Linked DNA regions of Homo sapiens: all the other regions are linked to region 1. Evidence: read pairs that join two places in POLR2A ChIA-PET (ENCODE). Cell type or tissue: PC-9. All regions are shown on one strand. Region 1 overlaps TUBA1C (tubulin alpha 1c). Region 2 overlaps TROAP (trophinin associated protein). Region 3 holds the start of KCNH3 (potassium voltage-gated channel subfamily H member 3). Region 4 has its middle 17 kb from the start of DRC2.

Region 1 (8,000 bases):
TGAGGCAGGAGGATCACTTGAAGCCAGTTGAAGACCACCCTGGGCAGCATAGCAAGGCCCCATCTCTACAAGAAATAAAAATAGCTGGGCATGGTGGTGTGCACCTGCAGTCCCCAGCTACTTAGGAGGCTGAAGCAGGAGAATCACATGAGTCCAGGAGCTCGAGGCTGCAATGAGCTATGTATTATCATGCCACTGCACTCCAGCCTGGGTGACAGAGCAAGACCCTCGACTCAGGTGGTTTCATCTACCAGCCTCATACATCCAACTTTAACTGGATCAAGTATTTAAGTCAGCTCGACATTTAAAATGGAAACTTCAATTTTATTAACAATTTACGGCAATAGACATTTACAGAACAAAAATAAGACAGTTCCAAGACAAAGGAGTGTAAAAGTACAGCACACAGGTTAATACTCTTCACCCTCATCCTCTCCGTCAGCACTATCTGCTCCAACCTCCTCATAATCCTTCTCAAGGGCAGCCATGTCCTCACGGGCCTCTGAAAACTCGCCTTCCTCCATCCCCTCACCCACGTACCAGTGAACAAAGGCACGCTTGGCATACATCAGGTCAAACTTGTGGTCCAGGCGAGCCCAGGCCTCGGCAACAGCTGTGGTATTGCTCAGCATGCACACAGCTCTCTGTACCTTGGCCAGGTCTCCGCCAGGCACCACAGTGGGAGGCTGGTAATTAATGCCAACCTTGAAGCCAGTGGGGCACCAATCCACAAACTGGATGGTACGCTTGGTTTTGATGGTGGCAATGGCAGCATTGACATCTTTGGGAACCACGTCACCACGGTATAACAGGCAGCAAGCCATGTATTTACCATGGCGAGGGTCACATTTCACCATCTGGTTGGCTGGCTCAAAGCAAGCATTGGTGATCTCTGCTACAGTAAGCTGTTCGTGGTAGGCTTTCTCAGCAGAGATGACAGGGGCATATGTGGCCAGAGGGAAGTGGATGCGGGGGTAGGGCACCAGGTTGGTCTGGAATTCTGTCAGGTCAACATTCAGGGCTCCATCAAATCTCAGGGAAGCAGTGATGGAGGACACAATCTGGCTAATAAGGCGGTTAAGGTTAGTGTAGGTTGGGCGCTCGATATCGAGGTTTCTACGACAGATGTCATAGATGGCCTCATTGTCTACCATGAAGGCACAATCAGAGTGCTCCAGGGTGGTGTGGGTGGTGAGGATGGAGTTGTAGGGCTCAACTACAGCTGTGGAAACCTGGGGCGCCGGGTAAATGGAGAACTCCAGCTTGGACTTCTTGCCATAATCAACTGAGAGACGTTCCATGAGCAGCGAGGTGAACCCAGAACCAGTTCCCCCACCAAAGCTGTGGAAAACCAAGAAGCCCTGAAGACCGGTGCACTGGTCAGCCTGCAAAATAAAAAAGTTTCATTTTAGTGTTGCGAAAGTTTCATTTAGTGTTCACATTTGGTGAAACCTACAGAGGACTTCTATAAATCTATGGCTACTCCAATTGCAATTTTAAAACTCTTCTGGGCCAGGCGCAGTGGCTCACGCCTGTAATCAACACTTTGGGGGTCCAAGGTGGGAGGACCATTTGCATTTGAGCCCAGGGGTTCAAGACTGATGATCAGGCCACTGCACTCCAGCCTGGATGACAGAGCAGACCCTGTCTCCAAAAAAAAAAAAAAGCTTTTAAGTGCTAAGTGATTCAGAACAACTTTTCACAATCAAGTCCTTGAGCAGAAAAACCTTTGCTAAGACTATTTTAAGATGAACTATTGCCTTAGGCAGAGGAATCACAAGGCCTGGGCTTGCATACAGGGCTCAAGTTTTGGTAACTGGGAAGGCAGCCTCTGGTTCTCTTGCTGTGGCCACAGAACAGGGCAGTTTCTTAGTTGGAGAGGTCCTAAGGGGCAGGCCCAGGACCACCAGCCTGGTACAGTGGATGTCTTGTAAAGATTTGGCAGCTGCTTTCTGAGGTGGAACAACAGAATAGCCAAAGTTCTAACACCCTGGTACTGGAGTCAGGCTGTGTCAGGATCCGGCTGTACCAGTTCCTTACTGTATGACCACATTCATTTCTCAGTTCTTCCACTGATTAAGTGAGAATAGTAATCACCTTAGGTTGAGAATTAAGTAAGTACTCAGCATAGTGCTTGGCACAGTAAGCACAGTATTGGCCCAGTAAGCCAATATATGACACTAGGTACCAAGAAGCCCATTTATTTTGGGTAAAGTGACACAACCACAATTCCATGAGACCTCAGGTTGTTGGGGATTTCCTCCACCTAACTGGGCTATTTTGGTTAGCAAACTGCTACTTTACGAAGGAATGATTTTGACCTTCCAAATAAAGTATTCTGTTGTAAACTCTTGCTTCTCCAAGTGATGGGCCTCAGATTTGTGAACATTCTCTACTCAGCTCCCTTATAGCCTGTGGGTCCATCAACTACATGAGATCAATGCACAGGGCAGACTCTCGCCTACCAATTACACCAGTTAAGCCTCCTGTGAGCACAGTAATGACAAGGACAAATGCAATTGTTTTGGTAGGCAATAAACCTCACGTTCCAGAACCCTAAATAGCTACTAGGTTTATTTGTCCTAAAGGCAGGTCCCTGATTTTCCAAGTCAGTGCTTATAACTAAAGCTTAGGGTTTTTTTTGTTTGTTTGTTTTTTTGAGATGGAGTCTCACTCTGTCGCCCAGGCTGGAGTGCAGTGGCACGATCTCGGCTCACTGCAAGCTCCGCCTCCCGTGTTCACGCCATTCTCCTGCCTCAGCCTCCCTAGTAGCTAGGACTACAGGCGCCCACCACCACGCCCGGCTAATTTTTTTGTATTTTTAGTAGAGAGGGTTTCACCATGTTAGCCAGGATGGTCTCGATCTCCTGACCTCATGATCCGCCCACCTTGGCCTCCCAGTGCTGGGATTACAGATGTCAGCCACCGTGCCCAGCCTAAAGCTTAGTTTTTAAGCATCGGAAACATCAGTCCAGTTTTGCTGGGAAGACTACGTAAACATCTGAGAAAGTATGAAGCCATGAATGATGAGGCTATTCTATTTTAGAATGGAGCAGTCATGGCTGGGCTTAATACAATGTGATTTTCTTGACAAGTTACTCTGCCCAGACCATCATGCTTGATCTCTGGTTAATTACTTACAAGCTGCCCACATGCCTAAGGAGCAAAGAGTCATCTGATTGCCAGGCTCTTAATTAAAGTGATCCAAACAGCACACTTCATAAGGAAGCTCCCGACTCCACTTTCAGCAGTACTGGAAGTTTCCAGTATTGGCTGTTTCTTGTCAGTGTGACACTGGCTTCTTGTTCTCTGAACTTTCTGTATTGACATGAAGGAACCATCCCAGATTTTTAAAAAATGACTCTGATCAATTAGTTACATGTAGAAGTCAGCTACCTACTCACTCAGTATGACTAAGATGACCTCAAAAGGGGTGTCTCAGCTTGAAGCAAAATAGGCTAAAGAGCACTTACTTCTACCCCATAGTTGTCCCATAAATCCAAGATCATCTGGTTCAGAAATCCAATTAATTTAGTGAACAGATACATTTTAGTTGCAATGCAAATAGTCTCATTTTAGTTGCAAAGAATGATTTCTGTAGTTTGGTCTCAGAACTGCAAAAGAAACTCTCATCCCACTTTATTTAAAGTACTATACTTACCAGCTTGCGAATTCGGTCCAACACGAGGTCAATGATCTCCTTGCCAATGGTGTAGTGCCCTCGGGCATAGTTATTGGCAGCATCTTCCTTGCCTGTGATGAGTTGCTCAGGGTGGAAGAGCTGGCGGTAAGTGCCAGTGCGAACTTCATCTGGAGAACATGATGGGGGAGGAGGAGGAGGGACAAGGAGCGGGGAGGGAGAGTGGGTGAGTGACCAGCGGAGCCCCCCCAGGACAGACCTCCTGTCCCAGCACCCTGGGATCTCACTTGGGTTACTGAGGTCAACTCACCAATGACTGTGGGTTCCAAGTCTACAAACACTGCCCGGGGCACATGCTTGCCAGCACCCGTTTCACTGAAGAAGGTGTTGAAGGAATCATCTCCTCCCCCAATGGTCTTGTCACTTGGCATCTGGCCATCGGGCTGGATGCCGTGTTCCAGGCAGTAGAGCTCCCAGCAGGCATTGCCAATCTGGACACCAGCCTGGCCAACGTGGATGGAGATGCACTCACGCTGTGGGAGGAAGAAAGGAAAATGTCAGGGTATAATACATCAGATGGGACATTTAGGAATGATTCACACCTAATGACTGATTAACCTTCAAGACAGATAACTGGCTGGGCGCAGTGACTCACACCTGTAATCCCAGTACTTTGGGAGGCTGAGGCAGGTGGATCACCTGAGGTCAGGAGTTTGAGATCTGCTTGGCCAACATGGCAAAACTGCATCTCTACTAAAAATACAAAAAAAATTAGCCAGGCATGATGGCGCACACCTGTAGTCCCAGCTACTTGGGAGGCTGAGGGAGGAGAATCACTTGAACTCAGGAGGTGGAGGTTGCAGTGAGCTGAGATCACACCACTGCCCTCCAGCCTGAGTGACAAGATATTCCATCTCAAACAAAAAAAGATAACCATCTTTCAGCAGGCCACTCCTGCTCAGGGACTATAATTTCAAAAGCAAAAATCTTTGAAGACCTAATTCAGCAAAAGTGCCTTGGAAAACCAAAGATGTGTTCATGAACTACTCGGCAAGACCAGACAGTTGCTTTGTAGCCACAGTAGATATGATTCCTTAAACTAAGGCAAAATTCCCCTTTCCAGCTCTGATTCATTCTCTGAATGATTGTGTAACTACTGAGCTCATTCTGGTCCCGCTTTAATCCTATTCTTTAGGAGACAAAAGCTTCTCTCTCCCTCCTTTAAAACCAGCTTAAACCAGCAAACTATAGCCATGACTCATGAAGAAAATGCTGGATAAGCAGCAGTTAGCTGTATTTTAAAAACTGTGGTCAGAGGCAGCTTTTTAACCAAGTGGAAGAATCTAATCTATAGGAAGAACGTTTTTCCTTCACCGTCAAAACATCTCCGGAAGAGGGAAGACCATAATAATAAAGGCTAGAAATGTTACCAAGACTTTACTGATAGGTTAAGAAATTAGTTGTTTCTGGCTCACACCTGTAATCCCAGCACTTTGGGAGGCCAAGGTGAGCAGATCACTTGAGGTCAGGAGTTTGAAATCAGCCTGGCCAACATGGTGAAACTGTCTCTATTAAAAATACAAAAAAAAAAAAAATTATGGTAGAGCACAGTGGCTCATGCCTGTAATCCCAGGACTTTGGGAGACCGAGGTGGGTGGATCATCTGAGGTCAGGAGTTCAAGAACAGCCTGGCCAATATGCTGAAACCCCATCTCTACTAAAAATACAAGAATTAGCCAGGCATGGTGGTGCGCGCCTGTAGTCCCAGCTACTCGGAAGACTGAGGCATGAGAATCACTTGAACCCAAACCCAGGAGGTGGCGGTTGCAGAGATCTCGCCACTGCACTCCAGCCTGGGCAACAGAGGCAAGACTCTGTGTCTGTGTCTGTGTGTGTGTGTCTCTCTCTCATAGATATATATTTATGAGGTGGACCAAGTTAATTTAGAAAGGCCAGAGGGGCCAAAGCAGAATATGGTTAGAAATTACCAAACCCACACCTGCTAAGTAAAATAAGGGAATAAACATAGAATCTGTACACACAGACTTAACAGGAAAACAAAAAGGGTGTTTGGCATTTCATCATAAGTCAGATTAGCCACTTTGGAGACTGGCAGAGCACTAAGTTCTCAAAGGACCTGGTCTCATAAGCCAAGAGATAATAAAAACCCTAATTACTCACAACCTTTGACCTCCTTCCCACCTACACTCCCCATGAAACAATCAAGGTCTCTTAACCACATCAGCAAGCTCAGTATCACCTGGGTCTACTCACCCAGCTCCAGGGGTGTGGGAGAACAGGAGTAGTTTGTTCTAATTAGCCCATGACTATTTACCATTGCATCATGTTTACCTTTTTGAGAAAAAGTCTCGCTCTGTCGCCCAGGCTGGAGTGCAGTGGAAACTCCGCCTTCCAGGTTCAAGCGATTTTCCTGCCTCAGCCTCCCAAGTAGCTGGGATTACAGGTGCCCACCACCATGCCTGCCTTATTTTCGTATTTTTAGTAGAGATGGGGTTTCACCATGTTGGCCAGGCTGGTCTTGAACTCCTGACCTCGGGTGATCTACTCACCTCGGCCTCCCAAAGTGCTGGGATTATAGGCGGGAGCCACCACGCCCGGCATCATGTTTACCTTTAACTGGACTTTGGAAACGCCCAAGCCCCAAAAAGCTGGAGATAACCAGATACCTGATCATGATGGCCCCCAGGCCCAAGGAGATAAAGTATCTGAGAAGATCCACTCATTCTAACAAATGCTTCTTCTGTTTAAATGCCGTTTCTATTTTGCGCCCGCAATTTTTCTTTCATTGCTCAGTCTAAACTGCCTTCTTGAAGCTTAGCAGGCAGTCAGCGGCCACTGACTTACCCTCCACTCTCCCCTGGCCACGTGGGAGAAAGTGAGGCACAGGTGGAGTCAATTGGTCTAGTGTTAACTGGATAAGCAGCTCTTACCTCTCGTTAAAAAACAAGAAAATTTAACCAGTGTTCACCTAAACCAGTCCGCTGCCGCTCTCCTGCTTTTTAAAGGGTCTCACTACTTTGTGAATCCCACTTTTACCAGTATCTTTTTGGTACTGCTTGAAAAGAAGCAATAAGTTGTTACAGTGCGACATATACATGTATTTACATTTGATTTTTATATTTAAATTCATGTACGTATTTTTGAGATAAGGTCTCGCTGGAGTGCAGTGGTGCGATCTGGGCTCACTGCAGCTTCCACCTCCCGGGATCAAAAGATCCTCCCACCCCTGCCTCCCGAGAAGCTGGGACTACAGGCACGCACCACGACGCCCAGATAATTTTTGTATTTTTAGTATAGACGGAGTTTCACCGTGTTGCCCAGGCTGGTCTCGACCTCCTGAGCTCAAGCGGTCCTCCCGCCTCGGACTCCCAAAGTGCTGGGATTACAACCATAAGCCATCGCGCCCGGCCTAAGATAGTTGTTTTCAATACTTCTGGAAGCTTTATAGAAAACACTCAAGTTACGTATAATTTCACGTTTCTTGAAAACTGAACTAAGAACACGTGGTACTAGTTTACTCTGGGGTTTGCGGGTTTTTTTTTGTTTTTGGACGGAGTCTTGCTCTGTCGCCCAGGCTGGAGTGCAGTGGCGCGATCTCGGCTCACTGCAAGCTCCGCCTCCCGGGTTCACGCCATTCTCCTGCCTCAGCCTCCCGAGTAGCTGAGACTACAAGCGCCTGCCACCACGCCCAGCTAATTTTTTTTTTTTTTTTTTTAGTAGAGACGGGGTTTCACCGTGTTAGCCAGGATGGTCTCGATTTCCTGATCTCGTGATCCACCAGCCTCAGCCTCCCAAAGTGCTGGGATTACAGGCGTGAGCCACCGCGCCGGGCCGGGTTTGCGTTTTTTTGAGACAGTTTCGCTCTGTCGTCCAGACTGGAGTGCAGTAGCGCGATCTCGGCTCAGGGAAACCTACGCCTCCTGGGTTCAAGCGATTTTCCTGCCTCAGCCTCCCGAGTAGCTGGGATTACCGGCGCGCGCCACCACGCCCAGCGTTTTTTTTTGTTTTTTTTTTTTTTTAAAGTAGAGACGGGGTTTCACCATGTTCGCCAGGTTTGTCTCGAACAAGTGCTGGGATTACAGGCGTGAGCCACTGCGCCGGGCCAACTCTGGTTTTATAAGAAAATATCCTTTTGTGGACGTGTTTTTAAACCCGGCTTAAGTAGAAAGCTTCAGCTATAAACCTACCACTAGATTAACACCAGAAATGCAGGATTAGGCAACGTGAAAGTTAATTATTCCCTTCCAAGGAGGTGCCTGCCTCCATTCTCAAGTGGACTGGCGCAGTTGGAAGCTCTCCCCAGGGCAGGGCCACAGGTGACTCAGCAGCGAGTCACTGG
Region 2 (8,000 bases), 60 kb before region 1:
TCACCTGAGATCAGGAGTTCGAGACCAGCCTGGCCAACACAGTGAAACCCCGTCCCTACTAAAAATAGAAAAAATTAGCTGGGCGTGGTAGTAGGCGTCTGTAATCCCAGCTACTAGGGAGGCTGAGGCAGGAGAATCGCTTGAACCCGGGAGGTTGCAGTAAGCCGAGATCGTGCCATTGCACTCTAGCCTGGGCAAAAAGAATGAAACTCCATCTCAAAAAAAAAAAAAAAAGCAAACCACTCTTCTGAACACACTTCACATGTAGTAATTCACTTAATCTTAACACCCTATGAGGTGGGTTCTATTATTGTCCCTCACTTTATAAATCAACTCGAGGTCCAGAAAAGGCGTGGTATTTGCTCCGCGTCACACAGCTAGTGAATGGCAGAGCTGGAGCAACTCCGTGATGTCCTACCCTCCTCCCTGGTCCTCCCCAGCCCCTGCGGCGGCTGCCCGGCCGCCTTCGCACGCCCAGCCGCCCCGACCCCTCTCGTCACCCCAGCTCCACACAGAGCATGAGCAGGTTCTTCTCCCTCGATAGGTCCGGGCCAGCGCCATTGCTCAGGACGCGGACCAGAACTACGACTACGCCAGCAACAGCGTCATTCTGCACCTGGACGTGGGCGACGAGGTCTTCATCAAGCTGGACGGCGGGAAAGTGCACGGCGGCAACACCAACAAGTACAGCACCTTCTCCGGCTTCATCATCTACCCCGACTGAGCCGGCCCCGCCCCGTGCCCCCGCTCGCCCCTTCTCTCCCGTCCTCACCCACCTCCTGCCCGCCCCACCCGAGGCGCCACCCCACCCTTTGAGAGCCTGGCGGTGGGGTGGACCCTTCCGTTCCCGGAGGCGGCCTAAATGGGCGAACTCTTGGTGCTCAAGGGTATAAGTGGCCGGGAAGAGGAGGAGACCCGGCCAGAGGAGCAGAGCGACTTCCGGAGGGATCACCCGCACCCAAGTGCGCGCTGGACCCCATAGGGGCAGAGGTCGTGGCTTTCTCTTTTGTACAGAGATGGGGAGCAGTTTTAATAGCGGGACTCAGAGGCCCAGAAAGCCGGAGGGAAGCCCCCGCAGCTTGCGAGGGAAATAACAGAAACAGGAGGAGCCCATTTAGGCAAGAGAAGACATTAAAACAGGGTAGTGCAGGTTCTCCGTCACAACTTTCTCTCGCCACCCTCTCGTCCCCTCGTCTCCACTTTCAGGCTCAGGCTCCAGCCTTGGCAGCCTTCCTGTGAACTGGAGGAACCAGTGAATTCTTTCCTGGCATTTAAAACGCATTCTGTACAGTCCCCATTCCCCCCTATCCGGACTAGGCCCTGGGGCTACAGCTGCTGCTGCCTCTTCTAATAAAGTGAGGTTGGGGGATTGTGTGTGGCTGCTTAACTTGGTGCATAGACTGGGGGGAAAGTGGCGGACCCTTTCCCTCATTCCTCTAAAGAGCTCCTACCGTGCTGTCAGTCCCTGCCAGAGGCAAAGTTTTAGTTAATTCCAGGCAAGGCCTGCCTCTGGCAGAAAAGGGGTGTGTGTGTGCTTCTACTCTGCTATGGGGAGGAAGAAGGATGGTCTGTTTCAGGAGAGCTTTGGGGCCTCACGCTGTAGGTGGAGGGAGACACCAGCCTAATAAGGGAAGAGTCCAAAGGTCTGGGTCTGGTGCTTCTGCTTTTCTGCCCAATGCACGCAGAGAGTTCTAGAAGAGGAGCTCTAGGGGGTGAAGGAGTCGTCTAGGGCTCCTGCAAGCTAAGTGAGACTGATCTCAAAAAGCAAGGGGAACAGGGGTTCCAATTGCCCGCCAACATATTTACAGAGCTTGCGAGGGAGTGGGCTTGGCAGGAGTGGGAGGCTCAGAGCTTGCAAGGGGGTGGGCTAGGCAGGAGTGGGTTTCCTCCTTCCCTTTCAGGATTCAGGACGGCTTCTGGATGGGAGCCTGGGGGATCCCAAGAGCCCAGGGCTGGCCTCTGAGCTGGAGGACACTGCCATCCTGTGGGCAGTGGGAGAGTGACAGCAGTAGCTGGCCTGTTTGGACACTTAGCTAGACACGTGGATACTTTAGAAACTTTATTGAGGACAAAAGTGGGCGGCTCCCAGTCCCATGGGCAGACCGACAATAAATAAGGGCTAAAAGGAAGAAGTACGGCAGGGCAGGAGTGGTTGTCTCATCATGGAGAGCCCTGGGGGGCAGCAGAACCAACTGGAATGAAACACTGGAGACAGAGAAGACCTTGTCACAGCTCAGCCAACCTTGCACTGTAGCCAAGCCTTCCTGCTGACCTCTCTGTGAAGAAGCCCAGGTGGCCCCCTGTCCCTGTTCCCCACCTCCCATCAGGCTCACTGTGCAGCCACAGCTGGGCTGTGGGTTGGAGTCTCACCAGGGCATCCTGCCATTCGAGTAATGTAGCCACAGGGTTGGTGCAGACCCGGGTGGGGCCTGAGGGAGGGGCTCGGCTGGTGTAAAAGGCACACTCATCGTCCAGACGAGCCTCGTGGAAGCAGTGGATGGCGGTTAAACACGATTTGAGGCGCTCCCTCAGGGCTAGGGTTCGAGGGGCCAGATTGCTGAGGCCTGAGGGGCATGGAAAATTTAGAGGGAGGTCTGGGGTCCTATACTTCCACCATGTACTGTCCTCTCCTCCTCCCCCACCAACGGCCAAGCCAATTAGGAGCACAGGGCTGGAAGTGCAGCCCCTCCCCTCTTCCTGAGGGAGAGCCAGGCTGGGCCAGGGTGGAAGGTGTGGAAGCATGAGATTGCCTGGGGTAGGGGCAGGGCAGGTGTGCAGCTCACAGTGAGGTGAGGACCTCTTGTGTTCACACTCCTTCCCAGCCAACTCCTTACCTGCCTGGCCTGCTGGGGGTCTCAAAGACTGGAGTGAGCAGATAGGGGGGCTGGCACAAAGCGGGTGTTGGGAAGAGAAGATCAGGCTGGTGGTTGCTGGAGCCCACTGACTGCAGCAGGGTGGTAGACTGGACTCTAGACTTCTATGTTCCAGGGTGCAGGGCTCTGATGCCCCCAGCTCTACCCTAGGGCAGGGCCCTGGGGGTCCAGACTGCCCCTGGGTGCTGGGCTGAAGGGGCCCGGGTTCTGCTGGAGGGCAGGGCTCAGGTACCTCAAGCTGTTCCTGGCGAGAGGACTCCGGTATCTCAGGCTCAATCCTACAGTAGGACTCTAGGGGCCTGGGTTCTGCTGGAGGGCAGGGCTCAGGTACCTCAAGCTGTTCCTGGCGAGAGGACTCCGGTATCTCAGGCTCACTCCTACAGCAGGACTCTAGGGGCCTGGGTTCTGCTGGAGGGTAGGGCTCTGGTACTTCAAGCTGTTCCTGGAGGGAGGGCTCTGGTATCTCAGGCTCACTCCTACAGAAGGCCTCTGGGGGCCCAGGCTCTGCCGGAGGGCAGGGCTGTGGTTCCCCGCACTCCTCTGGAAGACAGGGCTTTGGCAGCCCTGAGTGTTTTAACAGTCCAGGAAGGTGGGAAGTCCCAGAGTTATGCTCTGTGGCATTCAGAGTTCTAGAAATCTCAGTCAGCAGGGGCTGAAGTTCAACCATATCCAGAGAAGAGCCTCCATTAAGAGGGACACACTGGCCCCCTACCAGCCCCTCTACTTCCTGTCTCAACAGCTGTTGCAGGATACCGATGCGCTGTGGTGGGAGAGAGCACCCCAGTGTGACATCAAGATGTGCGTTCAGTAGTCTACCCACACTGTCCTATTCCTGATCCCCCATCTCTTTTCCCTCTTCCTCAGCCCAGTCACTGTTCAATAGACATCAAAGCTGTTGGCCACACAGACTCACTTGAATCTTCACCTCCTGGAGGCTGGGGGTTCTGTTAGAGTGGGGTCCAGAAGGAGTGGCCACCGGTGGTTTCCCAGAACCCTCCAGTGACCTTATACAACTCTCCTGGTCAAACAACCGGACGGCAACCTGCTCCTGTCACCAAGGAACAAGGCACACAAGCAAGCCAGGCTGGGGCAGGAGAAAGACCAGCCTGAGTCCCACCCTCATGAGGAATGGATTGAAGCCCCTAACTGAGAGGCCCTAGATGTACATTAGGAGGGGCAGCAGAGAAGCAGTGAGAGTTAGGCAGCTTTTCCAGAGAGCACTTTCTAATTTTTAAAATTTTAGTGGAGACAGGGTCTCACTATGTTGCCCAGGCTGGTCTCAAAGATCTGAGCTCAAGCAATCCTCCTACCTCAGCCTCCCAAAGTGCTGGGATTACAGGTGTGAGCCACCATGCCTGGCCCAGAAAGCACGTGTGCCTCAAACTCCTGGGCCTCCAGGCTGGCAGCACAGGGCAAGGGATCTCAGTAGGGGGAAGCTTCTGATACTTACCCAGGGCAGGGCAGGATCTTCAGAGCAGGACTGAGGGGAGACACCACGCAGCCACTGGGCCTGGCACAGAAGTGAGATGTCAGCAAGGGCTGACACCCACAGATGGCACTCAGCCTCCCCTTGCTTCTGTCTTCTCTCTCCTGTACCCATCCATCTCCTTTCTCCCCTAGCTGTGACTTATGCCAGCCACCTCTCCATGCCCTCTCTTACCTGCTGAACTCTGGGGGTTGATGGCATGGGTGTGAACCGGGTTTTAGGTTGAACGGTGAGACGCCGCAACACTGAATATGAGGTCTGGGGAGAGATGTGGGTGGCTGAGCAGGGACAAAACCCAGACATAGCAAGGATCTCCGGCCAGACTGTTCTGCCCCTGCCCAGCCCCCAGTTGTTGACACAAACCAGAGTTGGAGGGCCTGGGGAGGGTACACGCTGAGCCCGTCCAAAGGGTGATGGACATGGCACCACATGGCCAGGCAAGGGCTGGGCCACAGGGGCAGGGGAGGGCATCAGGTGGGAGTCATGGCTGTCCTGTGAAGAAGAAAAAGGTGGAAGAGTGATCCCCGCCCCCTTTGTCTTCCTATTTTTTTTTTTGATACGGAGTCTCGCTCTGTCACCCAGGATGGAGTCCAGTGGCGCGATCTTGGCTCACTGCAAGCTCCGCATCCCGGGTTCACACCATTCTCCTGCCTCAGCCTCCCGAGTAGCTGGGACTACAGGTGCCCGCCACCATGCCCGGCTAATTTTTTGTATATTTAGTAGAGATGGGGTTTCACCATGTTAGCCAGGATGGTCTCGATCTCCTGACCTCGTGATCTGCCCGCCTCGGCCTCCCAAAGTGCTGGGATTACAGGAGTAAGCCACCACGCCTGGCTGTCTTCCTATATCGTGTTCTCACTACAGCAGCCAGTGTGATTCTTTTAAGACCTAAGTCAAGCCGGGCATGGTGGCTCAGGCCTGTAATCCCAGCACTTCGGGAAGCCGAGGAGGGTGGAGCACCTGAGGTCAGGAGTTTGAGACCAGCTTGACCAACATGGAGAAATCCTGTCTCTACTAAAAATACAAAATTAGCCAGGCGTGGTGGTGCATGCCTGTATTCCCAGCTACTCGGAGGCTGAGGCAGGAGAATCACTTGAACCCAGGAGGCAGAGGTTGCAATGAGCGGAGATCGTGCCATTGCACTCCAGCCTGGGCAACAAGAGTGAAACTCCATCTCAAAAAAAAAAAAAAAAAAAAAAAAAAAGACCTAAGTCAAATCATGTCACTTTCTTGATCAACCCCTCTCCCCATGGCTTTCCACTCATTCCAAGACAAGCCAAAGACTTACACTGGTGTACAATTCCTTACCCAATCTGATCGTGTTATCGCTAAAACCCTATCTCCTACTGTTCTTCTTACTCTGCTTCAATCTCACTGGCCTCTCCTTTTTGCTGATCCTCAAACACACCAGGCACATTCCCTCCCCAGGGCCTTTACCTCTTCAGTTCTCTTGGCCTGGAATGTTCCTTCCCCCAGATATCAACATATCTCACTCCTCCTCCAACCCCTGGTCTTCACTTAAACATCATCTTCTCAGTAAGAGTTCCCTGACAAATCTATTTTAAATTGCAATACCAACTCCCCTGCTCCCAATTCTCCTTTAGTGCCTTATTATTATTATTATTATTATTTTAGAGAGAACTTACCATCATCTGAGACACTATTTATTTTATACCTGTGTTTATTTCTTGTCTCCCCCTTCTAGAATATGAACTTGTTTACTGCTATATGTCCAGAGCCTAGAACAGAGCCTGGCACTCAGTAGGCTGGTGCTACTCAGTAAATATTTGTGGAGCCAAGGGATGAATGCTTTTGGCTGACAAGTGTCAGATCTGTCTCACCCTTAGCACTGATCTGATGGTGATACAAATATGACCTCTCACCCTAGGCCCCAGACATCTGATAAAGAGAGGTCAGTCTCACATTGGAGAGGGACTGGGTGCATCTGGGGTAAACCTACCCAGTAACATCCTGAGGCCCAGGACTTCCTGGCTCTACCTACAATTCTCAGTGTTGGCTGCTGCAGCAAAATTCTTCCAAGCAACTCCTGCACCTCCCACCCACCATCCCAGGAGAGTCGCATCTCACCCTGGTATGTGACATTTCTCGGTTTTCTCTTAATGGTACTCGCTGGGCCAGACCAAGAGAGGCCACACCTCCTTCATCTGAGTGAGTGACAACCTCGCGTTCTCCTTTAGGAAGAGAGAAAGCTAGGAAGAAACAGGACATTTGTTGTAGACTCTAGAACACCCACCAAAGTTTGGCACAGTGTTCTGCAACTTCTGAAGAGGGTATATTAGTTTAATAGGCCCCATTGCACTATTAGGGACAGGAACCCATCCAGCAGCCCCTCAACACCCAACACTATCTCAGTAAACACTTATTAATCTGAACGTCTGAGTAGGCTGGGGATGTGGTGATGGCACTTAGGGGCTGGGGATAAACAGTGAGTGGAAGATAAATCTTGCAGGAAGTGGCAGAGAGAGGGCCGAAATGGAGACCATCTCCTTAGACAAAAGTGCAACTGTGCCAATCGCTGGCCTATCTAGAAGGTCTCTTCTCCTTCTCCTTCTGACCTAGCCTCCCGGCCTCCCACTTCCTCATGCTCCCTCCCAGCCTGCTGAGTTTTCTCTGGTCTTGTTCCCTGCTTCAGGCAGCCCAACTGCCCCTGTTCTCTCCCCACGCCAGAAACACTTACCAGGCTGGACTGGGGTCTCCAGGAGCAATCCTGAGGCCTGGCTCACTGAAGTCCTGATGACAATAAGGACATTAGCCAGCAGTCACTGAATACCAAGTATGAGCTGGACATGTGCTAAGTGCTTTACAAACATCATCTCATTTCATTCTCATGACAACTAATGATGGTACAAATGTTATTCTCACTTGACAAAGAAACCAAAGCTCAGAGAGGTGAAGGCAAGCTTGCACAAATAGTAAGTGTTAAGAGTTAGGATATAAACCCAAATCCCACTTATTGCCACAGTCTATACTCTAGCCACTAAACAAAAGAGATAGCACATTTCTGTCCTCCCTGTCCCCCCATGACTTGAGTAAACTGATGTCACACTGAGGCCTGGCTGTGAAAGCCTGAACCCTATCCCAAGGGCTCATCCCGGGTAATCACAGGTTTCTTGCTTCCCCTCCTGAGTTGGTGGGGAGTCCTAAAGCTCCTGGAAGGCCCCAACTCTGGGGGACTCCTGTATCAGACACTGGTTCATTCTTTTCCAGATGACCTTCTCCCACACCCTCTCCTTTCTCACCGGCTGCTGCCAGCTGTCTCCCTTCTTAGCTCCTGGAAACTGGGGCGAGTGGAAGGGTGAAAGGAAGGTCCTGAAGGTGAAATCTGATCCACAGGAGCAAGAGATGAAAACGGAATCAGAGGTGGACCCCAAACCCTCAGGCCTCACCACCAACCCCATCTCCCCCAGTAGGATCCCTTGCCTCATCATGAGGTACCTCTTCTCCCAGAGCCCAGCTTTGTCCCTGGAAGGAGCTCCCAGAAGCACCGACTATCAGCCCCTCAAGGGCACTCACCAGAGCCTGTAGCCTCTGGGGGCACAATGTCCGGCCTCGAGGTCCTGGTCCCTCCAGCCTAGAGAAGCAGGAAGCCCTGGCAGGGTCCAGTCGGTGGGTGGGGGTTC
Region 3 (8,000 bases), 270 kb before region 1:
TTGCCTGGACACCTGCTCACTTTCTCAGTAGTTGACACTGTCCCCGGCCCTTCCCATACATCGTCTTAGTTCTCACAGTAACTGTAACAGGTAGACATCATTTTGCCTATTTTACAAAGGGGGAATCTATTTTATGGAGGCTCAGAGAGGCTTTGACCAGCTCAAGGTCATATAACTTCTAAGTGGCAGATGTTTGGAACCTAGGTCTGATTTCAAAGCTCACAGGTTACAAATGAGAGAGAGCGAGGGGGGCACTGTAGCACCCTGGAAGCCACGTGGACTATCCCCAGCAAAGCCCCAGGGCGCCAGCAAAGGGTGGGGCGGAAGGGGCAGAGTGCACGCACCAAGGATGAAGAGGACCTCCACGGCCAGGTCACAGACGCTGGGCGGGCCGCGGGCGGCACTGGGCTCCCGTGCTGTGCTCACACACACGCTGTAGGGCACAGTGACAGCCACATAGAGTGTGGCGAGCAGGATGAAGCCATCCCAGGTGGCTCTCAGTGCCCCACAGTGCAACAGGATGAAGGGCGACTTCCGGATGGCGGCTACTTTGTACTCAGGCAAGTTTGGTTTCTCCCCAAACACCCCCTGAGTGAGGCAGGGCAGGTCCAGGCAGAGAGGAAAGAATATTGGCACAGGCTGAGTTTGGATAGAGTCTGGGACCCGCATCCACCTCCTTTCTATCCCTGCATTATCGAAGCAGCATCTGCTTCGAGATGGCATTAGCATCTCCATTTTATAGATCAGAAAACTGAAGATCAGGAAAGTTAAGTGACTTAGCTTTGGCCACACAGCTGCTTAGGGGAGGAGCCAGGATTGAACCAAGGCCCATCTGCCTCCCAGGCCAGGACTTTCTTCTGATGGATCAGGCATGTGATCTTCCCTCCTTCAGTCCCAACCCCCAAAGTGCTGGCAAGGCCTGGGTGGCCCCTAGGACATTCTCTCTGTGGTAGATCAGGTTCCCCTTCCCCATCTTCTGCGTCTGCCCCTCCCCTCTCCCACACATCCCAGGGCTGAGCCCACCTTATTGAGCTTGTGCTTGCCCTTGGGCTGCTTCTGCAGGTGCCCGGACAGGTGGTAGAGCACGGCCCGGCTCCGCCGCCGGTTGGCATTGAAGCCTTTGGATCGTGCCCGGCCATATCGGCGCCGGCCACCACCTGCGAAAGAAGAGGGGCCCATGAAGATGATGGGTGTGTGCCCACACACCCTAGCTCCGGGTCAGGTGTAGGACACAGTTGCTGGCCCATGGACTGGTCTGGCTCATTGACCACTTAGAATGTTTAGAGTTGGGGGCTCAGGTATTCCTCACTTCCTGGGTTCACTTGCCCAGCCCAGCAATGGGCAGTCCTAGGAGTGTTTACAGACACTACCTCTGGGGTCTGCTTCCAGGAAGAGGAGGTTTGGACCAGAGGATCTCTACGGGGAAAGGCCTGGGACAGGAAGCGAGGAGGTACCTCACAGGGCCAGGGTGGAGAACTAGCAGGAGGCCGTCAGCAGAGGTGTGGGAACTTACAGCAGGAGCCCAGGAGCTAGTGCAGGGACCAGAGGGTGACAATGAAGGCTGACATCATGGAGAGGCAGACCCAGCACTGGGAGTACGCGAGTGGGAGTGGAGAGTACCCCCAGCATCCCCAAATGGCAAAGAGGCCTTGACAGCTTTGTAACCTGCCCAAAGGCCTGCCCCAGCCTTGGAGGACACAAGAGGGGAAAGACTCGAAGAACTTAAAAGCAGGCTTTGCCCAGAGCTCCACCCCCAGTCAGGTTTGCTGTAGGAAAGAGGAACCTGGTGGGTCTGTGCTCAACCTTATTAACTGGTCAGAAAGTACCTGCTTCACAGGTACAATTGGGTTTGTTTGCTTTCAGTTTCTTAATAAAGTTGACTTAAAAACTCCAACTTTGTCTCAATCTGTCTATTTGGAAAAAATATTCCCATACCGAGGAATGTGGAGATGAGAGCAGCACAGGCCTCTCAGGCAGCCTGAGTGGGAGTGAAATGAATGCAGGTGCATGGGGGACCCCCGTACTCAGACTGGGTGCCAAGGCCCCGCCCGGGCCTGCGGCACCCAATACCCCGACCACAGCACCTACATGCACCTACCTGTCTCCTTCCATCTGTCGGGGCCCCCTCGGTTCTTGGTTTCGCTGATGTCCTTGTGAGAGACTAGGAAGAGAGCCACCTCCCCTTTCTCATTCTTTATGGGTATCACATCCAGGAGACACCAGAACGGGAGCCCTGGGCACAAAAACAAACTCAGCCCACCTCCTATTCTCAGCACTGCCTGAGGTGACAGAGGCCCTGGCTCCACTGACATCCCGGGCAAGACACAGGCAGGATCTAGCGGTTTCCTGGGGGAAGGGCTGGCAGTCCAGTTTCACTGAAGGCAGGGCTTGATGGAATTGGGGGAAGGAAGCAAGGGAGAGCAAACATGACGGTCAGACCTGTCGTGTGGTAGATCTGCCCTGCCGAAATGCGGATGTTTTTCTGTTGGATGCGGGAAACCCGAGGTTGGAACTGAATGCAGGCTGAGGCTAGGGTGAGGCAGGTAGAGATGGGGAGCCGGGGCAAGAGGTGGGATGGAGCAAGAGGGGTTGGATGGGGGGATGGGAAGATGGGATGACATGGGGAGATGGAGAAGATGGCAACAGAAAGGAGGAGGGACAGTGGATGGGGCTGGTGCCAGGCTGGGTGAGACTGCAAAGGTGAGGCAGGCTGGCCAGGTGGCCCCTCACCGCTCTTCCGGTACAGGATCAGCTCAGCCTTGAACTCCTTGTGCTCGTCCAGGGCCTTGCGGATCTGTTGGCGGACGAGCTCACTGGTGTCTGGCCCATAAAGGAAGGAGCAGGCACAGCCCCGCTGCATGACCTCAGCCCGGGAGAAGCCCGTGAGGTCACAGAAGCCATCAGAGCAGTAGACCACGGGGAAGAGCCCCGCCACCTGGGCGTTGCCCAGCACGAAGTTACTGTCTGCAAGAGAGCACTTCTCAGAGGAGGCGTGGGGTGAAGGGGCAGGAGGCCTACCACCCCTCCTTTCTCAAATGCCTGCAACCAAAGAGTGGGTTTTCCAAACCCCAGGAATCCTGCGTGTGTTAAGGCAGGGCTGTTTATGAATAGCAATCAGTGTGTGTCACCTGTTTGTCAGTGCCCTGCAGCAGGTGTGAGTACATTCAAGGATCAGCACATGTGAACTGAGGTCGGTGAATGAAGCGCTGTGCGGGCACTGTGCCTTCTGGAGGGTGTCCTGAGCAATGTGGGGTAAGGGCTGGGATTGGGGAATCCCTAATGAGGACTGCCCTGCCAGCTCTGGGCCAGCCTCAGCCCCACCTCTACTTCTGCCAGGCTCACCCACTAGCCAGGTACCCAGGTTGGCTGTCTGGCTTCTCCCACTGAGACACACCTAGACTGGAGGCAACCCCAGACCACCATACATCCTGCTGTCTGTGTTTTAGCCCTAGCTGCCTGACCTGGCTCAGGAATTAGTGAATGTGATCAAGAATGGGGGTGTAAGAATGGTGACTGAGCACGGGAGCCAGGAGCCAGGAATGTATTGGGGAGTGGGGGGCACTGAATCAGCAGGCTGCAGGAGCCAAGCACACTGGCAAAGCAGATGGAGGAGCCCGGAGTGGGGAGAGCGCAGGGCTGGGCTCCCACCCCCTATCAGGAACCGGAGACCAAGGAGGACCTAGGCAGAGAGCTGGGAAGCCCCACGGGGGATGTGAGGGAGAGGAGGAGGGAGGGGCTTTCATCACTTCCCCTGTGCTCAGAGCCCCCAGAACCGGGGATCCAGAGCTCGGGGCGCCTTCTCCAAACTTCCCCAGTCCTGATGGGAGTCCCCAAACCATCTTCTTGGGGCTAGATGGCCTCCCCAAGTCTAGGGGGTTCAGGCTATGAGACACGGGGCTTGGACACACGGTGCTCTCCCGAGTGCCGCCTACTCTTATCTCCGTTTGCAAATCTCTTTTCTAAATCTGTGTTTTGAGCCCTCTCAGCTGTCCCTGAGCACTGTTCACCCGCCTCGCCTTACCCCACCAGTCCGAGGGTAGTTGCTGCGACAGCGCCAGACGCAGGGGTGGGATGGGTCAGACTGACTAGGTTCGGGTTCGAGACCCGGCTAACAGAGAGCATCCCAGGACCCACACCCAGGGACTTCTGGCCCTGTTGCCTCGCCTGAAGCAGTGTTGACCCCGAACCTTCGAACCTTCGGGGAAACAGCGCCTAGCAGGAGACGATGGCCCCAGCCTCAAGAGGGGCGGGTAGGGAGGAGAGGGTGAGAATAGGCTGGCGCCAAGCTGGGCTGCTGGGGGTTCGGGGAAGGCGGGAGCCCTGGCGAGGGTCCGGCGGCCCGGGTGCAAGTGGGCGAGGGTCGGACTCACGCGTGCCGTCGAAGCGCGTAGCGATGGTGTCCAGGAAGGTGTTCTGCGGCGCCAGGAGGCCCCGCATGGCCGGCATCTTAGGCGCCCGCGGCTGCCCGCCCCATCCCTCCGGGGTGCGGGGACTCCGCGCCGGGGGAGGGCGCCCAGCTCGGCCGCCCCCCGCCGGGCCCCGCGCTCCCTAGCGCAGCCGTCGGGGGGCAATGCGCAGACCGGGATCCGGGGTCGCGCCGGACGCTGGCGCGCGAGGGGGCGTCCGCGCCGTCGGGGCCCGGAGCATGGCGCGCGGCCCCTCGCGCCCTCGCCGCCCACAAATCCCGGGCTCCAGGCCCCGCGGCCGCCGCGCTCTCAGCACCTCCCGCCGCGGCAGCGGCTCGCGTGTCGGCTGCGGGTGGGCTTCCGCTCGGCTTCGCTCGGCGCCGGCTCTCGGCAGCTCCCTCCGTCTGTCGGGGAGAAGCTGCAGCCTCCCTCCCTCCCTCCCGCGCCCGCCGCCTGCACCGGGGTAACCATGGAGACGGGGCACACCCAGCCAGGGCCGCCTCCTTAAAGGGACAGGCCTCCCGCGGAGGGCTCCCCTCCCTTCGGGACCTCGGCGGGGGCGGGGAGGTGGCGGCCGCCCTGATCCCACCCCGCGGGCCTCCCCGCCCGTACCTCGGAGAACCACTGGCGAGCGGCCGGCCCCCTTTGGCTCACTCGGCCTCAGCCGCAGAGGGGAGGCGTCTTTCTCTGCAGCCCGGGGGCTCTCCGAGAGCCTCCTAGCAGCCTCTCCTCCCCCGGCGGAATGGGAGGGGGGCTCGGGGCGTGGGGGGCAGGGGACGCATGCTGTGGAAGATGCTCTCCCCGAGGAAAATGCAGTGGGCAAGGGGACAGGGCGACAGGCGCAGGTGAAGGCCCTGCGGCCAGCGGAGGCCGGCGCTCTAGAGGGGCTCCAGCCGCACCCGGGAAATCTAAAAGCAGATGGGGCGGGGGTTCTGCGCGCACAGCTGCCCGGCCCTCGAGACTTTCTCATCCTCAACTTGACGCTCTGGAAAATGGATCCAGCTGCTCCTATGAGGTGTCTCCGCAAGCAGGAGCTGCCTGGAAACCAGAGGGTGGGTAGCCCTAGGAGTAAGGGTCAGACGTCCTCCGTGTGACCCCGTGGGCGGAAAGGGTGTGTGGTGGGGAGGGGAGCGCCAGACCCCTTGTCCTGCCCCTCCATTTCCCTCTGGCATTTGTCACCTCTTGCCTCTCCTAAGCGCGCTAGAGGGTCAGGTGGTAAATACAGGGGACCGGCAGGGGTCAGACACTGCGAAAAAACTTCCGAACCTTGTGCGTGCGGGTCCTGGCACCAGGAGAGCGAGGAAGGCCGAGCCCCGCGCCTCACGCAGCTCGTCCTGGAGAGCTCCGCGCGGCGCCGCGCGGGGTGCTGCCCTGGGGCGGCTGCAGGGAGCCCCTTCCCGGCGGGGCGGAGCCGGGCCCGGGGCGGCCGTCTTTTCTTGGCCTCCCGCGCTGCGACGGTCCCCCGGACTTGCCTGCCAGCGCCGCTCCTCCTCCCTCCCACGATTTGCCAGCGAGCGCGGCTGCCGCCCGCGCCCAGAGGAGCCGCCGGGGCCAAAACAGCAATTTGTTCCCTAACGAGCGAAGCGGTAGGCTCAGCACCCCCATCCCTCGAGACGCACTCACAGTCACCAGCATCAGAAAGATGCTACCCCTCATCAGCGACGAGAGCCAAAGCCCCAGGCACCTGTATCTAAATGAGCTGGCGCTTTGGGAAGGGAGGACGCGCTCCTCCTTCTCCGGTCCTGTGAAGCCTGGAATCTGGTCCCCAGGACGAGGAGTGACCCTGAGGAGTGACCCTAAGGAGTCGGGAGATCCTACTCCCATCTCATCCCCAGCCTTGGCTGGATCCTGGCTGTAAAGTAATCCCCTCCCCCAGCCGTTCAAGGCTTCCTCTCCAGGCGGCGGTCCAGCTGTCTACTAAAAAGAAGGACATTTTAGGAGTCAGTTCACTTTGAGACAGGATAAGGCCACAATTGAAATCACCCACCCACTTGGGAACCAGGTCTGCCACTTGCTGTCCCTGTGATTAAATTTTTTTTTTAATTTTGGTCTGTGTGAATTTTTTTTTTTTTTTTTTTTTTTTTGTGACGGAGTCTCCCTCTGTCGCCCAGGCTGGAGTGCATTGGAGCTATCTCTGCTCACTGCAACCTATGCCGACCAAGTTCAAGCAATTATCCTGCCTCAGCCTCCCAAGTAGTTGGGACCACAGGCATGCGCCACCACGCCCCGCTAATGTTTGTATTTTTAGTAGAGATTGGGTTTCACCATGTTGGCCAGGCTCATCTCGAACTCTTGACTTCAGGTGATCTGCCCGCCTCAGCCTCTCAAAGTGCTGGGATTACAGGCGAGAGCCACCACACCTGGCCTGTCTGTGTGATTTTTAAAGGCAAGTTATTAACCCTTCTCTGACTCAGTTCTCTCATCTGTAAAATGCGGATGCTAATAATAACATCAGAGGGTCGTAATGAGGATTCAATGAGTGAGTATGTGTAGAGGATCTAGAACAGTGTGTGACACCTGCAACATGTAAATGTTTGTTGTCTGATTTTGAGTCTCCTAGGAGCCCTGTGAAACAGCCAGGGTGGGGGCTCCTTATGCTCCATTTCACAAAGGAGGAACCAGAGCTGAGAGAGAGGGAGAGAGGAAGAAGAAGAAAGAAGAAAGAAGAAGAAGGAGGAGAAGGAGAAGAAGGAGAAGAGAGAAAGGAGGAAGGAGAAAGGAGGAAGGAAGAAGAAGGAAGAAGTTAAGAAGAAGAAGAGGTGGAGGAGGAGGAGGAGGGGAGGGAGAGGGAGAAGAGGAGGAGGGGGAGGAGGAGGGAGAGAGAGACTTGCTCAAGGTAACAGAGTTGATAAATGACACAGCCAGGGTTAGAACCCTGACAGTCTCCCAGCCCTAGGTCGTTGGGTCTACCTCTCTCTAGCCTAACTGTGTGGGCACTCAGAGGACTGGTCATCTGGGCTTGTGTAGCATGTCTGGGTGGCCTTACACTTATCCCTGTAAGGCCTAAGTGTTTAGACTTTCAGGCTTCCAGCTCACCTGCTGGGGCTGGTTTTGGGCATTAAGCCAAACCAGACACCTTGGGTTAGGGTGATCAGGGTGAGATGGAATGTGTGGGGTGCCCCTGAGGATTACAGCAGCTTACACTTATTGAGCATTAACTTTGTGCCAGGCACTGTGCAAAGTGCTTTACTTGGATCGTCCCATTAATCTTCATAATAACGCTATGAGCTAGTTATTAGCTATAACTGCCAATTCACGGATGAAAAACTTGGGGCAGCGAGGTCAAGTCCCTAGTCTGAGGTGCACTGCCTCCTCCAGCAGCTCCAGGCACAATGCCCATGTCACCCTTTGCTGCCCTGGTTCCCACTTCCAGGAGAAGAAAATACACTAATATTTATGGAATGTTATTACCATTCTTATTGCAGAGTGAAAAGTCAAAGGCCTGTTTGGGCCTTTAAACCCCTTCCCCCATTGCCCCTCAAAGAACTCATGTGAATGCGTACTGGGAGGGGGTACCGCCACTGACCCTTTCCTTTATGTGGCCTGTTTTAGATGAGCGTGATCAGGCACAGGATCTCAGCCCACTATCCTCTC
Region 4 (8,000 bases), 380 kb after region 1:
CCACCACCTCTAACTTGTTTTGAAGACAAAGCCTAATCGTCGGTGGGAAGACTGCCCGGTGGGCGATGGCCCCCTCCCGAGGCGCCTCCGCCTCGCTCCCTCCCTCTCCTCTCCCGGCTCTGACCTCAGTCGCAGCCACCGGGCTCTCGGCCGGGCGCTGAAGGGGAGCCGGGCAGCCAGCAGGGGGCAGAATCCCCCGCATTAAAGGCGTGTGTGGGCCTGCTTCCTCTGCTTCCACCTCGCCCCTGCTTTCACTGGGATTATTTTCAGCTGACAGGCTGCAAAGGCGCAGTAGGTGGATTTCAGGGCAGGAGATGGGTTCTGACAGGGGCTGTGAGCCTGTGAAGCGTTGGTCTTAAGCTGTGGGCCCCACTGAGGAGCCGCGTATTTAGGACCACAGAGTCAGGGGCTGAAGCAACGGGCACTTTAACTTTTTCTGGCAAAGGTTTCTTCTGAGGTTTTTCTCAATCCATTGAAAACATTTAAAACACTGTAATTGTGAAGAGGAGGCTCATTCATTCATTCAATAATGTTTATTGAGTATCACCTATTATTGTCACGATGGATGCATCCAATCAAAAACGAGTATTTACAGAAAGCTTACACACACTGATTCTTAACCTTTTTTAGGGGGCAGGGGTGTCACATATCCTTTGAGAGTATGATATAAAAAAATACAGATTATCTCCCAAAAAGAATGCACTATAAGCCTACAAACATTTTCATGTGATTTTGGGAGCATCAGGAACCCCTGGCAGCTCATCCACGGGCCCCAGGGCATAAACCCTGGTCTATTTTGAGCTGGGCTCTGGGCTAGGCACTAAGGATGCAACAGCAAATTAGATAAGCATGGTCCCTGCCCTGCCTGAGTTCTGCAGGCAAGTGGGAGGCACAAAGAGATGCTTAAAATACAGTGCCAATGCCTGTGCTGGAAGACCCCAAAGGAGGGCCACTTATCTAGACACAGGGGCTTCATGGAAGGCTTCCTGGAGTGACAGGTAAGCTGAGAGACCTGAAGAAGAAGTAGGAGCTGGCCAGGCGAGGACCTGAGGAGGAGCACTTTGGGCAGGAGGGAAGCACCTGGAAAGGCCCTGAGATTCCCTCTCAGCAGACCTGAGAAGCTGACAGCAGGCCCTCGTGGCTGGCTCAGAGATGCCAGGAGCAGGACTGGTGAGAAATGAGGCTAGAGTGGTAAGTGCCATATGTAGGCCCTGGGATGCAACAGAGAATAGGCAGACAGCTGCTCCCCTCAAGGACACCAACAAGAAAGCCGGTGGTTATGATGCAGAAGTGTTAAGTTCCACATTGGGAATGAGCATTTGGTGGTATGGGAGTAGGTGGATGAGCACTGAATTCAGCCATGGGGATCAGGACCAAGGCCCAGAAAGCGGGGCTCCAGGTGCAGGTGGATCAGTGATATATTTAGTGTATTCAGAATACTCTCAGAACCTGAAAACAGCTGGAAGGAAGAGGTGAGGGGAGAGGAGGAGGGAGAGAGAAGGAAGGGGAGTCACCAATATACCTTGATCTGACTGCAACCTACCATTAGGAACATCTTTTATTCTGGGGGTGAGGAGGGCTGGGTGGGGATGAGCTCAGGTCTACCTATTCCCTTTTTTATGTTGCCCAGGCTAAACTCAAACTCCTGGGCTCAAACGATCCTCTCCACTCAGCCTCTTGAGTAGCTGGGACTATGGGTGCATGACACCACACCTGGCTGTTTTTTTAAGTACCGGAGTTGTGACCGGAGGAAGCCTTGGACAAAAAAGTGGTGAGTAGAGATAACAGCAAGCTGGGCCTCTTGCTCCCTGCTGTGGACCTAGGGATGGGACTGGGAGAGCATGGGATGAGCTAGGAAAACAGGAGATGTTGTAGTGATTTATTGCTGGTGATTTTGTTTCAGAAACACTCTGAGTCGGGCCCAGTGGCTCATGCCTGTAATCCCAGCACTTTGGGAGGCCGAGGCAGGACGATCACTTGAGCCCAGGAGTTTGAGACCAGCCTGGGCAAATAGTGAGACCCTGCCTCCAAAAAAAAGAAAAAAAAAAAAACACTCATATACAGTAGCCCCTTCTTATCCGTGGTCTTGTTTTCCATGGTTTCAGTTACATGGATAAAAAGGGGCTACTGTATATGTCTATGTATGTAGTCTCGCCTTCTGTGGTCAATCATGGTTTGAAAACATTAAATAAGGCTGGGCGCCATGGCGCATGCCTGTAATCGCAGCACTTTGGGAGGCTGAGGTGGGCGGATCACCTGAGGTTGGGAGTTTGAGACCAGCCTGACCAACATAGAGAAACCCCGTCTCTACTAAAAATACAAAATTAGCCGGGCATGGTGGCGCATGCCTGTAATCCCAGCTACTCGGGAGGCTGAGGCAGGAGAATTGCTTGAACCTGGGAGGCGGAGGTTTCGGTGAGCGAGATCACACCATTGCACTCCAGCCAGCATGGGCAACAAGAGTGAAACTCTGTCTCAAAAAAGAAAAAAGAAAAAAAGAAAACATTAAATGGAAAATTCCAGAAATAAACAATTCATAAGTTTTAAATTGCCACCATTCTGAGTAGCGTGATGAAATCTCACACCATCCCACTCTATGCTGCCTGGAATGTGAATCATCTCTTTGTCCAGTGTAGCCACACTTTAGATGCTACCCACCCATTATCACTTAGTAGCCATCTCAGTTATCAGATCCACTGCCTTGGTATCACAGTGCTTGTGTTCAAGTAACCTTTATTTTGGCCAGGCATGGTGGCACACACCTGTAATCCCAGCTACTCGGGGGACTGAGGCACAAGAATCACTTGAACCCGGGAGGTGGAGGTTGCCGTGAGCTGAGATCGCGCCAGTGCACTCCAGCCTCGGCGAAAGAGCAAGACTGTCTCAAAAACAAAACAAAACAAAAACCCTTATTTTACTTTATAATGGCTCCAAAGCACAAGAGTAGTGATACTGGCATATCATTATAATTGTTCTAGTTTATTATTAGTTATTGCTGGTAATCTCTTACTGTGCCTAATTTAAAAACTAAACTCTAAGCCAGACATGGTGGCTCATGCCTGTAATCCCAGCAGTTTGGGAGGCCGAGGTGGGCGGATCATGAGGTCAGATCGAGACCATCCTGGCCAACATGTTGAAACCCCATCTCCACTAAAAATACAAAAAATTAGCCAGGCGTGGTGGCACACGCCTGTAGTCCCAGCTACTCGGGAGGCTGAGGCAGGAGAATCACTTGAACCCGGGAGGTAGAGGCTGCAGTGAGCCGAGATCACGCCACTGCACTCCAGCCTGGGCAACAGAGTGAGACTCCATCTCAAAAAAAAAAAAAAGATTAAACTTTATCATAGGTATGTATGTATAGAAAAAAAATACATGGTCCATATATAATTCGGTACTATCTGCAGTTTCAGGCATCCACTGGGGTCTTTGAATGTATCCCCTGAAGATAAGGGGGGACTGTTCTAGTACTTATATGCCAGGCTCTGTCCTAAACACTTAGCAAATATTACCTTATAACACTCCTAGGAGATAAGCATGGTCATCCTCATTCTACATATGAGGCATGAAGCAGTTCAGTAACTTGGCAAGGTCGAACAGCAAGTAAGTGACAAAGCCACTGTCTGAACCCAGGCAGTCTGGCTCCAGAGTTTGTGCTTTCACCACCAAACTATGCTACTTCTTGAGAGGGAGGGCCTTTGCAAAGGCAATGAATTGAACCTGAATGTCCCACACAAGACATGAGAATTCTACCACTCCACCTCCTGGGGACACTCATAAAGTACAAGGAGCACCTACTACTATGAAGAGGTCCTGGGGAAGTGGGAGGAGCCACAGGGAAATGGTGAGGCCTTGCAACTGCAGGGAGCTGGTGGAGACCAAGGCCTAGAGGTCTAGGACTGGAGAGGGACAGCTAGTTAAGAGATAAGGTCAGGCTGGGGGCGGTGACTCATGCCTGTAATCCCAGCACTTTGGGAGGCCGAGGCAGGTGGATTACCTGAGGTCAGGAGTTGGAGACCAGCCTGGCCAACATGGTGAAACCCCATCTCTACTAAATACAAAAAATTAGCTGGGCATGGTGGTGCATGCCTATAATCCCAGCTACTCAGGAAGGAGGCTGAGGCAGAAGAATCTCTTGAACCCGGGAGGCGGAGGTTGCAGTGAGCCAAGATTGCGCCATTGCACTCCAGCCTGGGCAACAAGAGTGAAACTCCATCTCAAAAAAAAAAAAAAAAAAAAAAAAGAGATAAGGTCAAGTTGGGCATGGTGACGCATGCCTGTAGTTCCAGCTACTCAGGGGCTGAGGCAGGAGGATCACTTGAAGCCAGGAGTTTAAGGCTGCAATGTGCTATGATTGCACTCATGAATAGCCACTGCATTCCAGCCTGGGCAACACAGTGAGACCCTCCCCCTACATTTCTAAATATTAAAAAGAGAGAGAAAAAAGCTCAGGGTATTAGGCAGCATGGAAGCTCCTACCGTCACCTATGAGATCTAGCCCTGCCTCTCTTGTCAATGTCATCTCTCGCTGCTCTCCCCTCACTCACAATTTTCCAGTCACACTGTTCTTTTCTGCCCTAGGGCCTTCTTCCTTGACGTTGCTTCTACCCTGAACCCTTCCCTATATGCATACACATATACCTGCCCTTTTCCAGGCTGACCCCACTCATCCTCCAGATCTCGGCCTCACGGTCAGTTCCTCAAACAATCCCTCTGGATTAGATCCCTTCTCTTAGTCTCACATAGTAGTACCCTATTATTTTCCATTGTAATCTGTATCACAATTTGAAATTATATATTCAGTTGTGGGCTAGGTGTGGTGGCTCATGCCTATAATCCCAGCACTTTGGGAGGCCAAGACAGGAGGATTGCTTGAGGCCAGAAGTTTGAAACTAGACTGGGGAACATAGCCAAGACCCCTGTCACTAAAAAATAAGTACATAAAAATAAAAATATATCAGTTGTGTTTATTCAATGCTTGACTCTCCCATTAGACTATAAGCTCTATGAGGGCAAGAACCCCTGCTATAAACTTTGTTTCTGGCATAGTGCTGGGCACATGTAGATACTATATAACATTTTGCTAAATGGGTTTATAAATTTAGAGAAATCTTAGAAGTCTATTTGTCCAATGCTTCTTTCCTTTCACCATATGTTCAATAGGCTATTTACCTTCTCCTTGAATATTCCCAGCAGCAGAGAACTCACTACTTCACCAAGAGGCCCATTTGCTTTTGGAGAGATTTAATAGTTAGAAAGTTCTTCTTATTGAAGAAAACTCTGACCACCTGTCACCCCTCATTCCTAGACTGGCCCTCTGGACCTGTGTCCTTGAAACAGGCACAGACAGCTGTCCTGCTGGCCTCTCCCTCTGCCCTCAGCTTTCACTGTGCCATCTCAACAGTTCTTCCAGCTTAGGAAGGCTTGGATTCTCAACCCTTTCCTTCCCTTCTCAAGGTACTCCCTTCTCTGCCCTTCTCAAGAAACTCCCTTCTCAACCTTTCTTCTCTTTCTTTTTTATTTTCTTTTTCTTTTTCTTTTTCTTTTTGAGATGGAATCTCGCTCTGTCACCCAGGCTGGAGTGCAGTGGCATGATCTCGGCTCACTGCAACCTCCGCCTGTCGGGTTCAAGCAATTCTCCTATCTCAGCCTCTCGAGTAGCTGCGACTACAGGTGCCCGCCACCAAGCCTGGATAATTTTTGTATTTTTAGTAGAGACGGGGTTTAACCATGTTGGTCAGGCTGGTCTCAAACTCCTGACCTCAGGTGATCCGCCTGCCTTGGCCTCCCAAAGTACTGGGATTACAGGCGTGAACCACCACGCCCGGCCTCTACCCTTCTTCTCTACCCTTCTCAAGAAACTCCCTTTGGTCAGCACCAGATTTGCCATCCATTCTCATTCCCCCAGGCACTCCAGTAAATGCAATACAGATGTGGCAGGATGAGGGCGGAGAAAGTGAGAAAAGAATGCTGTTTCTTTCTCACTTTGTAACCAGATATATTTCCCAGAAAACACTATTATTACTGATGGTTGGGTCCCCAGGCTAATCCTGAACTAGATGTAGCATTGTCAGCTAATTCTGGGTCAAGTGGCCTTTCTGGACCCATTTAACTTTTTTTAGATGGAGTCTTGCTCTCTCGCCCAGGCTGTAATGCAATGGTGCCATCTCTGCTCACTGCAACCTCCGCCTCCTAAGTTAAAGCGATTCTCTTGCCTCAGTCTCCCGAGTAACTGATATTACAGGTGCGTGCCACCACTCCAGACTACTTTTTTGTGTTTTTAGTACAGACGGGGTTTCACCATGTTGGCCAGGCTGGTCTCGAACTCCTGACCTCGTGATCCGTCCACCTTGACCTCCCAAAGTGCTGGGATTACAGGCGTGAGCCACCGCGCCCGGCCCATTTAACATTTTGTCTCTGGGAAAAATGTGTTTGGGTTCCAAACAACCAAGTTATATATAAACCCTTTAAATAACCAGCTTGCAAATTGGGAACTGCTTCTAGAGAAGTATTTAGGTAACACCGAGTGGGAGAGGGAAGGGAGAGAACAGAGTGGGCTCGCTCAGAAAAGTTTCCAAGAAGTTTTTGAAGCAAATGTAGGAAAAATGGGAAGATTCAGACAAACCTGGGTTTAATCCCAGCTCTTCCACTTACCGGCTGTGAGTGCGTGCCTGATTTACCTAAGTTCCCCTCAGATTCCTCTCTCTAGTAAAAGAGGACAGTCATTTTTTACCTCACAGAGTTGTAGGGGGCATTAAGCTAGAGACTGTATTGCATTCAGCACAGTACCTGGCACGTAAGTGAATGATCTGTGTTGTGATGTTTTCCAAACGAGGGTCTCTCCTCTCAAAGTGAAGTAACAGGATCCATGACCTGACGTCCCTGAACCTGCGTGCAGCTCTCCCACCTGTGGGAGCCCACGCTCATGAAAGTGAGGACTGCCCTCTGCCTTCCATAAACATTCCAAAGGAGGGAGACTAATGGGCTCCGGAGGAGAGGCCGGGGACAAAGGAGCAGGGGATCCAAGTGTCCTCAAAGATCAGTGTTTCTGTAGGAACACCTGTGTGTCCTGTGTGATCACTGTGACTGTGTGTGTCAGTGTGGCAAGGTATGCAGGCCTGCCGCGTGTCCTGCTTGTTAGTGGGACCATGGAGATTCCCCTCGTCTCTGGGGCTCCATTACTCAGCTCTCTGCGGTCCCAGGCCTTATCACTTAGCTGTCTGCCCTCTGGCCTCTTCCCTTTGTTTACCAACTTGGCTGGCTTTCTCCTCTGGGAACAAAGGAGGTGTTTGGTTCTGGGCAGTGCCTGGCTCCAGCTACCCGCCCCCATCGCCTCCCCTTTCCAGGAGGGTTGCCCCTGTCTCAGACCCCTTGGCTCTGACAGGCCCATTCCCACAGCTCCAGGGAGAGAGGAGGCTGATCTTCTCATTTGGCACCCCCTTTTTTCTCACCCTCTGGCCCCATTCCTGTCCCCAGCAAGGCCCCTGAAGCTTCACTCGTCTAGGCTGGAGACAGCTCCTCTCCCTATTGTCTGGCCAGGATTTGGAAGCTCTGGTTACCATAGCAACCCCTGGGCATTTAATTAAGGGAGGAGGCCTTCATTTTCCAGGCTGGGCAGTTCCAAATCTCAACCCGAAAAAGGATACCCTGAGGGGGTGAGGAAGAAGTGTTGTCCTCCAGTATAGCATAATTCCGGCTTCCCCACAAAGTCTGTTATGGCTTTCCCAGCCTACCCCCTCCCAGCTGCCACCCCGATCACCACCTCATGCCAGAGCAGGCTGGGGAGGCCTCTCAGATCAGCTAGGGCAAAACCCAGGTCCCAGGCCAGTAGAGGTTTCAAGGAAGGGATGGTGTGCAATTGCTGTAAGCCACCCCTCCCCTATATGCACTGTCGCTTTGTTTACTGGACTGTGGGGTCAGGGATAAGGGTGGGAGATCATTCAACACTGGCATACTGTCCAATTTCTTTGCCGTGGAATGGGCTTCAGGGCTCTTTGAACTCC

What was found. ChIA-PET counts read pairs that join two places held together with the same protein. Peaks named below come from ENCODE experiments on the same cell type or tissue, not always from the same donor. Only the 100,000 strongest peaks of a DNase experiment are listed, where the experiment ranks them.
Region 2: POLR2A ChIA-PET joins it to region 1 with 11 read pairs; 24 of 35 experiments call an interaction of 5 or more read pairs at or near these places.
Region 3: POLR2A ChIA-PET joins it to region 1 with 25 read pairs; 6 of 35 experiments call an interaction of 5 or more read pairs at or near these places.
Region 4: POLR2A ChIA-PET joins it to region 1 with 27 read pairs; 3 of 35 experiments call an interaction of 5 or more read pairs at or near these places.

The regions. Positions count from the first base shown.
Region 1 is chr12:49,265,638-49,273,637 of GRCh38, reverse strand. It overlaps TUBA1C (tubulin alpha 1c), which reads right to left. Exons shown (of 4, transcript NM_032704.5): 2 at 3,951-4,173; 3 at 3,662-3,810; 4 at 1-1,385. The coding sequence ends at 411. Among named protein-coding and RNA genes, the nearest start is that of TUBA1C, 4.6 kb to the right of the region's middle. RefSeq lists a silencer at 7,927-8,000. In PC-9, no CTCF peak of the experiment used is centred here; DNase peaks (open chromatin) are centred at 4,867 and 5,937; H3K4me3 peaks cover 4,289 bases; H3K27ac peaks cover 5,138 bases.
Region 2 is chr12:49,325,778-49,333,777 of GRCh38, reverse strand. It overlaps TROAP (trophinin associated protein), which reads right to left. Exons shown (of 15, transcript NM_005480.4): 5 at 7,894-8,000; 6 at 7,620-7,702; 7 at 7,058-7,110; 8 at 6,448-6,569; 9 at 4,723-4,851; 10 at 4,534-4,617; 11 at 4,324-4,383; 12 at 3,787-3,921; 13 at 2,835-3,633; 14 at 2,371-2,564; 15 at 2,047-2,205. The coding sequence ends at 2,161. It overlaps C1QL4 (complement C1q like 4), which reads left to right. Exons shown (of 2, transcript NM_001008223.2): 2 at 545-1,369. The coding sequence ends at 724. Among named protein-coding and RNA genes, the nearest start is that of TROAP-AS1, 5.2 kb to the right of the region's middle. RefSeq lists an enhancer at 2,807-3,308. In PC-9, CTCF peaks have their summits at 1,746 and 1,946 (motif pointing left); no DNase peak of the experiment used is centred here.
Region 3 is chr12:49,535,863-49,543,862 of GRCh38, reverse strand. It overlaps KCNH3 (potassium voltage-gated channel subfamily H member 3), which reads right to left and starts at 4,833. Exons shown (of 15, transcript NM_012284.3): 1 at 4,371-4,833; 2 at 2,731-2,964; 3 at 2,099-2,233; 4 at 1,024-1,157; 5 at 345-588. The coding sequence starts at 4,446. RefSeq lists enhancers at 1-857, 204-1,403, 3,210-3,259, 3,904-4,713, 4,714-5,525 and silencers at 4,843-5,022, 5,753-5,872. In PC-9, no CTCF peak of the experiment used is centred here; a DNase peak (open chromatin) is centred at 3,142; H3K4me3 peaks cover 1,332 bases; H3K27me3 peaks cover 1,790 bases.
Region 4 is chr12:48,883,044-48,891,043 of GRCh38, reverse strand. No RefSeq gene overlaps it. Among named protein-coding and RNA genes, the nearest start is that of DRC2, 17 kb to the left of the region's middle. RefSeq lists an enhancer at 3,679-3,788. In PC-9, a CTCF peak has its summit at 179 (motif pointing right); a DNase peak (open chromatin) is centred at 3,823; H3K4me3 peaks cover 5 bases; H3K27ac peaks cover 350 bases.